Regions from separate parts of the Homo sapiens genome. Here region 1 is linked to region 2. Evidence: chromatin contacts called from ENCODE Hi-C or POLR2A ChIA-PET data. All regions are on one chromosome and are shown on one strand. The core of a region is the stretch at or near the end of the contact, and the rest is flanking DNA. Distances in the headings are between cores, read along the strand shown.

Region 1 (5,591 bases), core at 666-3,165, 33 kb after region 2:
GCGTGGAGTGGTCTGTGCTGCTCTCAGCACTCATTCCAGGATCAGCTGCTGATGGCAGGGCTTGGAGAAGGGCTGAATCCTAGCAACTCTACAGGAAAGAAGAAAAATATCATCTCAGTATCCCAGGTTTTCTCAGGCAGCAGAAGGCAGTAGTAAACAACCCAGAGGGTCCTGAGTTGTCGCTGTTTAGGAAAAAAATATAGGTAAGTGAGGCCGGGCGTGGTGGCTTACGCCTGTCATCCCAGCACTTTGGGAGGCCAAGGTGGGTGGATTACGAGGTCAGGAGATCGAGACCATCCTGGCTAACACGGTGAAACCCCATCTCTACTAAAAAAATACAAAAAAAAAAATTAGCCGGGCGTGGTGGTGGGCGCCTGTAGTCCCAGCTACTCGGGAGGCTGAGGCGGGAGAATGACGTGAGCCCCGGAGATGGAGCTTGCAGTGAGCGGAGCTTGCAGTGAGCAGAGCTTGCGCCACTGCACTCCAGCCTGTGCGACAGAGCGAGACTCCGTCTCAAAAAAAAAAAAAAAAAAAAAAAAAAAAAAAAAAAATATATATATATATATATATATATATATATATATATATATATATATATATATATGTAAGTGAATGAAGGAATGAGTGGAGTGAAGCGGCAATGAGTGAACGAGAGCACAGACCAACAGCGTGCTGTAGTGGCAAGAAGCCTGGCCGGAAGCCTGGAGCCATGGGGTTCGCACGCTAGCATTTTCCTTACTTTTTGGGTGACATTGGAAAAACTGCCCAATGTCTTCTCAGCTTCCTTATCTGTAAAATGGGGCAAAAGTACATATGCCCCAGGGTGGTTGAGAGGATCAGAGGAGATCATGTTTGTGAAAGTTCCCACTTCCCTTGAGTCCTTGTCTAATGTCACCAGGGGCTACATGGATCAACAAGACTGTGTGTGACGAATGCGTGTGTGATTCCCTCACTGAGTAGGTTTGAATTTGGAAGGTGTCGACTGCATCCTGTCTCCCACCCTCTGATGATGGCTGGTTATTTCAGATGGGGAAGGCGGTGCCTCTGTGAACTGGGCTTGTCCTGCAGCCAGTTTGGTGCTTTCCCTGTGAGCTGGACTGTGTGAGGGCTGAGGGCTGACTCCAGCCAGTGGCACCTTCCCAGTTTGCCTGTGTGGGGGGACAGCAGGTGCCAATATGATTAGCTCTGGGGGCTTTGGCCTAGCTTGCCTGCAACAGCACTTAATTTGGGGGAGTCCAGCCAATCTTCTCAAATGAGGACTTGCTGAAGCCATGGCTCATGTTCCAGGATTCCCCTGGACCTGCTGCCGCTGGGGCGGCATGAGGGATCCTGATTCAGGGTTCCACAGCTCTGTCCCTGTGACTTGAGGCTGCAAACTTCCGCAGGGCTAGGGGCAGGCTCTGCTGTTGTTTCTGTTCCTTTAGCGTCCTCTGCAAGCCTGTGGTGTTTGGAGAAGAACAGTGCACCTGAAGTCAGAAGGCCTTGGTTTGAACCCCCTGCTCTGCCTCCTGAGCAGCAGCTCTGTGACTCTGAGCCAGTTGCTTAATGTCTCTGAGCGTCATCTTCCTCACTGGTGGAGAGAAGACAATAATCTCTACCTTGAGGGAATGGTGCAATAATTTAATGTTAATTACCATTTATCTAGTACTTTCTGGGAGTGACAAACACTTGGTAAACACTTTACAGGCATGATTTCCACAGCAAACCTGAGAGGAAGGTGTTATGCCCTTTTACAGATGAGGCAGCTGGAGCTCAGAGAGGTTAGGTAACTTGCCCTGGGCTGTACAGCTGGTAGGTTGCAGAGCCTGTTCACTTCAGCTGCCTGCCTCTGAGGCCCGTGCCCTTCGCTGCCACCAGGATGCTTCCTCCAGTAGATAAGATGATATGTAAAGAACGCCCGGCATGCTGTTGGCCGGATCTGAGTCTCACCCAGCCCGTGGAATTTGCTGAGAGACTGCGGCTTTCTGGGGACTGGAAAAAATGGAGGCGGGGGTAGAGAAGAGACGAGTAAGCCTGGGTCTGTGCTTCCCAGCCTTTGTAGGGGAATCATCTGAGAGTCCAGGCGGTGGGGTATTTTTGGTAGCAGGCTCATGACTCTTCTCCAGGTTCAGCAGGAGGGAGAGGGTGGGTAGTGACGTACAGGGATATAGCTCATTCTGCAAGTTCATGAAAAGCTCTGCAGGCTCAGATCCTGTCATCACTGGGCACCCTCTGGGTTCCTAGTACTGTAGGGCACATTTGAGCAATGTCATACAGATGTGGCCCTGCCCTTAGGGAGCACCTGGTTGTCAGATAGAAACGAGCACACATGTGAAATGACTGCGAGCAGCAGCCAAGGCAGTGAGCAGTGCGGTGTGAGGATTTGTGGGAGGGGCCATTGCTTTGAATGACTCATCAGGGAGGGCCTCCTGGAGTAGGTGGGGCGGCAGCTGAAGCATGGGTAGAATGTGTCCAGGAGAGAGGAGGGGCTGTGAGATACATCAAAAGAGAAGGCTCATCCCAAATTTGGGCCACGGGGTCATTGTATTATCCTGATCGATGTCATCCCCTTTGTCACATTTTTAAAGTCTCCTGTGTCAGCGGCTCTATAGGAAGCCCATCACACAGATATTCCTGGGCTTGCCTCCTGATGGGCTTGCCTCCTGATGACTTACGATCAAAGACAGGCTGGTGCCCACCTACGTGAAATGTGACCTGCAAAGCATTCTGTGAGGCCGTTCTGGTCCCTGTATTTCCCACCTATTCTCCTTATACCAGGGCTACCTCTTGGCCACAGAACAGAGTGTCCCTCTGGCCGGGAGAGACCTCAAGTTGGCTTTGCCAAATTCCTTCCCTCCTCCCTCACCAAGGACACTCCAGTGGACAGCCAGAGCCTCTGCAGCCCTGTCCCACCCGAGGCAGGCTGCCGTGGAAGGGGCAGTGCTCTTAGCCCACTCTTCTTTCTCTGAGCTTGGCCTGCCCTCCCGGTTGGGCTGGAATCGAAAACCTGATTGATCTCTCCAGAACAAATGGCAGTTTTATGATGTAGGGTTTCAGCTTTCTGCAAGTCTCCCCCTCCCCAGGCACAGAGAGGGCAGGGTCAGCTTGCCCCCTTCCCTTCCGAAGCCAGAGGTGGGCATTAGCTCCCTCCAGCTGTCCCTGAGTCCACACAGCCAGCTGCTGCCTGCTGCGAAAGGGCATTGCCACCACCATCTGCAGCTCATTTCCCTGGTGTGAATTTTGCAAACAACCTTCTTAATCATGTTTATGAACTCAGCATACATTTGCTGCAGGTTGAGTTTCCCGTGATGATGGAAAGCTTGGTTATAAAGCCAGCAGGTTGGGTTTCAAAATCCAGCCTCATTGTGGATCCTTCTCTACCTTCCTCTCCTCTTCCTTCCCTCCTCTTCCCTCCCCAGTCATCCTCAAGAGAAGGACGAGACTATTCCCTCATTTTCCCATGCTGTTTACAAAGCCCTTCTCTCTCTCTGGTAGAGAAGATGCATTATCCCCATTCTACAGGTAACAGTACCGAGGGTCAGAGACACCACGTGATCTGCCCAAGGCTCATGGTTAACAGCCACCGAGCTGAGCCTTGAACCCTGCTTCTGCATCTGTGTCCTCTGCTGTTCCCACTCTGCTGAGCAACTTTGACCTGGCTGGCATGACAGGCGCCCTCCCTGTGCATCTCTCAAAGTCTTCTCCTGCCCCACCCTGGGGACATGTGTCCTGAGCACAGTCCGCAGCTGCCAGGGGCCAGCTTTGTGCTGAATTGTGGTTTGTGGCTTTTATTTCTTCCCACGATGCCCTTCGTGAATGTCATTGAGTTTATTAGGTCCGGCTCCTTCTCCTTTGCTAGCTAGGAATACCAAACCCTACATGGTCCTGTTACCCAGAAAACATCGCCGACCCTTCCATGCCTCACGGGAACGGCCCTGGCTGAGAGTTGGGGCTTGTTGGGTTTAGATTCCAAAGCCAGCTATCCTTTATTCCCTGTTCGAGGAGAAAGACTCATGCCTTCATTTCTCCACTCAAAAAACGGGGTAAAGATTCTCTCTTTAAACCCTGGTCCCTACTGGGGCAGCAGGAAGGTGCACTGGGAAAGTCAGCAGAGGCCATCTGACAGCAGCAGCAGATGCACCGTTTAGTGCTTGGCGTCTGTTGAACTGGGCCTCTCACCCATGGGCATGCAGCATACGTAGGTGGGTGGTGGGGCCGCCCTTTGTGTGTGTAACACCTTCATTCCCAAGCTGTTTCCTTGCTTCATGTTCTCTCTGGTTTCCCTGAGAACATGCAGGCCCTCCCAAAGGAGGGTCGGGTGGCCGCCATCTCAGCCCAGAGAGGGGTAGGTGAGTTCCCACTGGCACCCAGCATGGCGTTAGACCTGAGGGTGCCCTGATTCATCCCCTGATCATGCCTTCTGTTTTCCAGGCCTGACTTCATCATCCTGGGAGGAAGAGAGCAAGTGCACATTCCTCCCTTGTGAAAAAGAGGGAGAGAGGCAAGGCGTAGAGGGGTGCCTGGTGGGTAGTGAAAAAGAGGGAGAGAGGCAAGGCGTAGAGGGGTGCCTGGTGGGTAGTGAGTGGTGGGGCTCTGTTCTCTGTTGTCACGTTCTTGCTGGGAACGCTGGGCAGGAGCCTGCTTGGCTGGGACTTGGCCCCTCTCTGAGCCAGGCCTGCCCGTGAATGCTGCCTCCCTGACTCAAGCCTGTCATCTGAAAAGCACACGCTGGCACACCCACACCTACACAGAGGGCAGCACCTTCTTTCCCCTCTTGGTCTTAACTTTTACCCTCATTAACATGATCATGATGGTGCCTGTATTCCCATTTCCTCAAGACCTCCATGGGCGAGCAGTGTCTGCCAGGCAGCCGCCACCTTCCCCGCTCCACTGCCCGAGTTGGATCCCAGCAAACGAGGTCAGAGAGAGAGGAGCTCATTTTTTGCCTTTTAGAAGTAGAAAGTCTCTTTGCCGGGTCTGCTGAGCTTTCATTTGGTCTGAACTGGGTAGAGGTTACTTGCATAGGTCAGCACAGACAGTGGCATTGCTGGGGTGGAAACCCAGGAGTGCTGGTTCCTGGTCTGCCCTCCTGGACTTATCCTTCTGGGAGGGTCATTGGAGCTTCCGACAGGGTCCTGATGGGGAAGGGTGGAAAAGGGATTCCTTGATGGGGAATAAGGAAGGAGCTGAGTGCAGGGGAGGAAAACAGCTGGGGATGTGGAAATTTTGAAAGGGAATAAAGCCAAAAAAACACTGACTATATAGGGGGGGGACGAGGGAGGGCATTGCCACGACCAGAGGTGCAGAGGAGAGGCCTGACAAAGAAGGGCCAGGTGTAACGAATGACCTTATTTAGTCCTCCTGTCCCTATTACTCCCTTTTTTTTTCCTTTTAGCTTTTTATTGTGGAAAATCTTAAACATTCACAAAAATAAAGCACATAATGTAGAGAACCCTTGCGTAACCCTCACCCGGCCTCCACAACCTTCCATTCCTTTATTTCCTCTACTTTCACCCCCTGTTTTCCTCCTCGAGTATTTTAAAGCAGGTCCCAGACATCCTGTCATTTTACCCACAGCTACTTTTCCAGCTCCTTGAGGGGTGCGTTTGGAG
Region 2 (5,693 bases), core at 2,242-4,741:
CAGCTGCAGGAGCCTGGCGGAGCGCCTTGTGTGCGCGCCCGTGCGTGCGCGCCGAGGGGGCGGGGAGGGCGGCGCGCACCCCGCAGAGGCCCCCGGCGCTTTCCGATACCTCGCGCCTCCCTGCGGTCCCTTCTCCCTGTGCGCCCTAGCCAGACCCACGTGTGCAAAGGCATGGAGGGGGGCGTGTGTGTGAGAGTGTGTGTAGGTCTATCCGGGAGACCGCGTGCCCTGGCCGGACAGGCCCCCAAGTGCATAGGGGGCGGCGGCCAGCTCGACAGCGGCCGCGCTTCTGTCCCCCTCCAGTCCTTCTCCCCAGACCTTTCCTCTGGCTTGCTTGGGCCGTGGGTACCTCCAGCCATCCCCCTCCTTTCGCCGCCCCCTTGCTCGGGTAAAAGAGACCAGCGCTTTCCGTTGAAGGTTCTGGTTCACCCCTCAGCTGCAGAGCCCTTGACATTTAGCGAGTGCTCGCGGCGCACTTGTTTAGGCACACAGCAGAACGCTAATCCCATTAAAGATAGTGTGTCATTGGGGAGGGGGTGGCTCCCCAGCGGGGCCGGGAAGGCCTCGCGCCCATTGGTCGAATGCAAAGCAGGGGGCGGGGCCGAGGGCCCGGGGAGGGGGCTCCAGGCGATTTCAGAGTCGCGAGTCGGGGCCGGGATTTCGCAGGGAAAGCCCAGCGGTTGCAGCTGCGGCGGATCCCTCGGCACTGTCCGCCGCGCGCCGGGGCAGCCCAGGGCCGGCGGCAGCTCCGCAAAGTCGCGGAACGAGAGGAGGCGGAGCGCCGGCCAAGTGGTGGGGCTCAGCGCTGGGGCTGGGCTGGGCTGGGAGAGGTGTGCCCAGGGAGCCTGGATCCCGGTGCCCTTCTCCCTCGTGTGGAGCGGCCAGTGCGGCCAGAGGCGAGCTGACGGCCTGGAAAGAGAAATCAAATTGCAGCCTCCCCAAAGACGCTGAGTTACGCGGGCGAGCCGGTTCCCGGGGATCGTTCGCGAGCGCGCAGAGAGCCGCGCCGCGCCGCAGAGCCCTCCCGGGGCCGCCGGCCAGAAGCGGGGCGCCGTCCGACAGGCAGCAGCCCCTGGGCGCGGGGTTCGGCCGCGAGTGAGCCCCTGTGCAGAGAGGGGGCGTGCAAGGCTCCGCCGGCCCCCCCGCAGCCCGCGCCCGACTTGGGCGCCCCCTCCGTCCCATTCTGGGAGCGATGCCCCCCGCTCCTCGCACCCCCCGGGAACGCCGCGAGCATGGAGAAGTCGAGTAGCGAGGATTCTTCGATCCATCGGAGTCCATCTTTGGACAGCAAGGACTCGGACTTTGCCAAGCCGTCCACCTCCGGCCGCCCGTTCGGCCGCGGCTTCACGGCCGGCGCCTTCTACGGCACCGCGGGCTCCCGGGGCCAGAGCCGCGCCGAGGCCGGCGTTAAGACCGACAAGTGCAATGCACCCAAAGGCAGCAAGTACGTGGTGTTTTACCTGGACCTGTCCTTTGTGTTCCTCCTAGAATTTAAGAAGTGCAACATGGCCAGGGGCTGCCTCTGCTGCTTGAAGTACATGATGTTCCTCTTCAATTTGATATTCTGGGTAAGTCCTTCCGTTTCTCTCTCCCTTCGCCCTCTTCTCCTCCTCTTGGCTTACCATAGCGTGAATACCCTCTCCCTCTTCTGTGCTGCATTGCTCTGCTCTCTGCACAGTGGTAAGTGTGCTTTTAAAAAAAAATTGCCCCCGCCCCCCTTTCATGCACCTTTGTCTTTCCTTTCTCCCTCTCTTTGGTGGCTGAATGGGGGCTCCAGCTTGCCTGTCTTCAGGAGAGACTTGCTCTACTCCTAGGAGGCTGGCAAAGTTTGGCACCACCTCCTTCCCCTATAAGAAAACCCAGGCTGGAAGTGCCTCCGACTGGGCAGCCTGCAGTAATGGCTGTGGGCTCAGAATTTGTAACAGCTGTGAGCCTGAGTTGGAGATAGGCACAAGTGAGGATGTATTTCTGAGTTTCTTCTTGTATTCCTCCTGAATGCACAAGAATACAATCTGCAGCATTTTATGGGAGTGGGTTGGAGGGGGGCGGGGTGTAGAGGCCACATGTTCCCACTCCTTTCGGTGAATCCTAGGAAAAAGAGGAGGAGCCCCTGGCTCAAGCCGATGGACCTGCTTGCTAGTCCTCAGATATGCTCCCGAGTTGGGGCCTGGGTGGGAAAGGAGGGGTGTGGGGGCATGCTGCCATCGGGTGGCTGGCTGCTGCTTTTGAGGGATTGCAGTGGACCGGGCAGGGAGCTGGCTGGCCACGTGCTTCCAGGTTCTGGGAGCCCCAGTGGCCGGAAGGGACAAAGGGAGACAAGCAGGGTGCCCCTGTCCTTGGTGAGAGGCACTTTTGTAGAGAAGGTATGAATGGGTAGGGCAGCTGGGAATTGCTCTCTGTCCTCTGTGTGACTCTGGAGGCTGTGCGCACATATGTGCACGTGCATAAGAAATACTGGTTAGGAACATTTGAAAACTTCTTAAATTCATCTCGAATCGTTCCTTCATCCCAATTGCCGTCTCTGCCTTTCTTCACCCAAGCCCCGACGTAGCACAGATGTTTGGCTCAGTCCCAGAGTCTGTCCTGCCCTCTGGAGGCTGTCAGCTGCCCACTGCCCGTGGTCCAGGAGGAGCACTGGGGGCAGGAGAAAGTCATTCAGAGTGAAGTTGGGAAGAAGCAGTTGTGCCGAAGAGGCATTCAGCTTTTGTGTGGAGTGATCCACATTAGCCGAAACACTTTTTAGGGTGGGGGTGTGTGTGGAGGGGTGACTTTTCCCATAGAATGACAAGCGCAGGAAGAAGACTGGGCTCTAGTCTTGGTTCTGCATTAGCTTCTTGTGTGACCTTGGGCAAATCACTTGGTCCCTGAAGGACTGGGCTTCCTTTCCAGTCCAATAGGGGCTGTCGTGATGGTCTCCCTGCTTGTCCTCACGTCACTAGTTACATGCCATCTGGGGTGGGGGCAGGCATCCTCATCTTCTCTCTTGGGGAGAGAAGCCCCCCTCCCTGCCTGGGGTGTGGGCTGCTTTTCCAAGGAGACTGGTTTGAAGTGACTTGAGTTGGATTCCCCTAGTTGTCACCATGGGTTGGGCCCTCCAGCCACCCTAGTAGGAAGTTACCTGTCATGTGCCTAGAGTTTTATGGAAGCTGGGGCAGATAGTCTCATTCTTTTTCTGGTGGCAAGCACCACTGGAATGTCTCTGGCTGCCTTGTGGGCCAGTGCCTCCTGGTCCTGTGACCCATCTGCCAGCATCTGTCAGCCAAGTACTGGTGTGTGCTTCCCTGGTGCCTTTGGATTCACACGAATGCTGTCCTTTTCATTGTTCACAGCTTCCTTCTCCATTCTTTTTTGTAGTCTCAACTTACCTTTTTGTTTTGTCCCACCCTGCCTATATTAAGCCTTATTAGGAAGACAGACCCTGGGGCTTGTAACCCCACTCAGCTGCGCTCACTCCTCCCCACCCCCACCCTGCCACCTGCTGGCCGGAGTTGGTATAACTGCCTGCGGTGCCTTTCTTCTCCAGGATGAGCCCAACGTGGTTTGGTGACCTCCTCACTGGCTAGTACAGTGATCTGTACCCTGCACGTTGTAGGCCCTCATTATATGTTTGTGAATGAATGCATGGAGGGCCAGAGCTGTAAATCCACAACATGTTGTCATGTGGTAGTGGTTCCTGAGTTCCACTTGATGGGGAAGAGAAGTTAGATCTCACACTTGCCTCTGATAAAGGCTCTCCGAGCGCCATAGCTATGGGATGACAAGCAATTCTTCCCATCTTCCCTTAAAACCTTGGCAGAGGTTAATGAGCTAGTTGGTGGAATATATTTTCGTTACGGTTGATAGCGAGAGAACTTGCTGTCGCTTCCTAATTAGAAGGTACTGATTACATTCTCTTTACCAGGCAAGGAGTTGTTCTCTCCTGGATTCTGACTTTTCTGATTACTTAATATTTCCAGAATTCCCATGACATGCTGTAAGCAGGGAAAAATTGAATCTCCAAGACCCACTTCTTGTATGCTAGTAGCAAATGAGATGATTAAATAAGACATAGACCTTAGGTAAGATGGGGAATTTAGCAGAAGACAAGTTCATGCTTGTGTGTAAGAGTGTTTGCCACTGTGTTTATCGGGAGGTGGAGGAGCAGGTGCAGGAGGGTGTTGGCCAGGATGTGGGGGCTGTGGGTCACTGTGCTCCACTCAAATGAAGGCTTCCTGCAGGCTGGTGCTTGGCCTGATACTGGGGAAGGAGCAGAGGAAAGAGCAGAATGGGAAGGGAAAACATCAAAGGCAGGTGGGGTGTTGATGAGTCAGGGTCCCTGGGAGGCCTCTGTTGCTGTCTTGTGCAGGGGGGCAGGGGGAGCATGCAGGCTGGGTCAAGCCCAGCCCTCTGGGACCGGGTGCAATTGTTAGGAATTTTGTAGCCTTAACTTGTTGTAGTCTTGTGGCTCAGATCCAAAAAGGAGGCTTTTCTGAAGGATTAGAGTTGAACCTGAGGGCTGCGATCAATAGATAGAACTCTTCCCATAGATCCCGGAGCCTACCAGGTATTTCTCCAAACTCACCGCTGCCGCCACACCACCCCGCCCCGTGCCTCTGAGCGCTTGGGAGGATTCCCATGTGGAAGAGAGGTGCAGCTGTCGTACACTGCAACCCTTCAGAGGCGTGCATAGGTTCCTCACCACTGGGCGGAGCTTCTAGGGTACTAGTATTGGTGAGGGCTGGGTGACATCACTGGGGGTAGGTTGGCAGGTGGAGCCACACAGCCCATGGTCCTCCTCCTTACTAAGAAAAGGGCAGGTGCCTCACAGGCTGCTGGGTGCCTGCCTGCCTGTGGGGGTCCAGGTCTGCTCCTGACACTGCGACTTCAACCAGACAGTTCTAGCCATGTTGGCAGCCCAGTGCACTGTGGGAATCTGGGGCCTCCAGGAGGGCAGCAAGGTGAGGGTAGAGGAGAGGGAGTCAGTGGTCACTCCTGACTGAGTCCCATCTCCTCTTTGTCTTCTGCATCCCCTGCCCCGACTCTCAGGGCTAAAGACAATGCTGGCTTCTAGGTGGATAGGGAATAGGAGATTTGAATTGGGACAAAAGTTTCCCCATACTGAGGATCCTGTTCTCCAGTAAGCACACTCACCCTAAGGGATTTCTCCTAGCAGTGAAAACCATCTGGGCATTTTCCTCAGTCAGCCCCATCTCTGGGTCCTCCTGGGGCCATCTGGTAGAATACTGGTAGTAGAGATTAAATGATTCTAAGCCCCTCCCAGGGGGCAAAGGAGACTCGGAGCTTCAAACTGTGAGTAGAGAAGAGCGTATAGGGGTGGGCTGGAAAAGGGACCTCTGAATGCTGGGGTCATGTGTACCCTTCCTGGGGCAGCAAGTCCTGATCCCGCCCAGCTCTTCCCAGCCCAAATCAAGTTCCTGTCTGATGTGGAGGGGTGGGGGCGGGGCTGGGGCTGCTGGCGTAATTGCTACTTAGGATAATGGTCATTTTTCATGCTTGCCAGCAGAGCTGTCCCATCACTTTAAATTATGGCTGGCAGAGCAGTGACATTCTGGCCCATTGGAAAGCCTATTCCTTGTGGATCGCTCCCTTAATGAAGGCTAATTAGCTGAGGAGGCCGTGTTCAGCCAGCCTGCTGGAACAGGGAAAAGGTTGGCGCAGGGTGGCCCCGGGCAGAGTGCTGATGGGGCCCTGAT

Evidence for each region. Hi-C counts contacts between places; a loop is a spot of excess contacts on that map. ChIA-PET counts read pairs that join two places held with the same protein, here RNA polymerase II (POLR2A). Pooled maps may share reads with other maps.
Region 1: a loop to region 2 is called in a map of PC-9, with 4 times the contacts of the local background. The contact joins two enhancer-like sites. A Hi-C loop is called at or near these places in 8 of 168 maps with a recorded cell type or tissue (Caco-2, PC-9, Right ventricle myocardium inferior and 4 more) and 5 of 50 pooled maps. POLR2A ChIA-PET finds 5 or more read pairs at or near these places in 3 of 52 experiments (H1, PC-9 and activated CD4-positive, alpha-beta T cell).

What each region holds. Positions count from the first base shown.
Region 1 is chr12:3,234,668-3,240,258 of GRCh38, forward strand. The region is part of intron 3 of TSPAN9 (tetraspanin 9); the gene reads left to right. Among named protein-coding and RNA genes, the nearest start is that of LINC02827, 63 kb to the right of the region's middle. RefSeq lists enhancers at 732-1,413, 1,414-2,095. Within about 2 kb of position 1,916, at least 3 of the 41 ENCODE cell types and tissues checked have a DNase peak (open chromatin) inside an H3K27ac peak, as active enhancers do.
Region 2 is chr12:3,199,689-3,205,381 of GRCh38, forward strand. It overlaps TSPAN9 (tetraspanin 9), which reads left to right. Exons shown (of 9, transcript NM_006675.5): 3 at 1,489-1,568. The coding sequence starts at 1,506. Among named protein-coding and RNA genes, the nearest start is that of TSPAN9-IT1, 53 kb to the left of the region's middle. Within about 2 kb of position 3,492, at least 3 of the 41 ENCODE cell types and tissues checked have a DNase peak (open chromatin) inside an H3K27ac peak, as active enhancers do.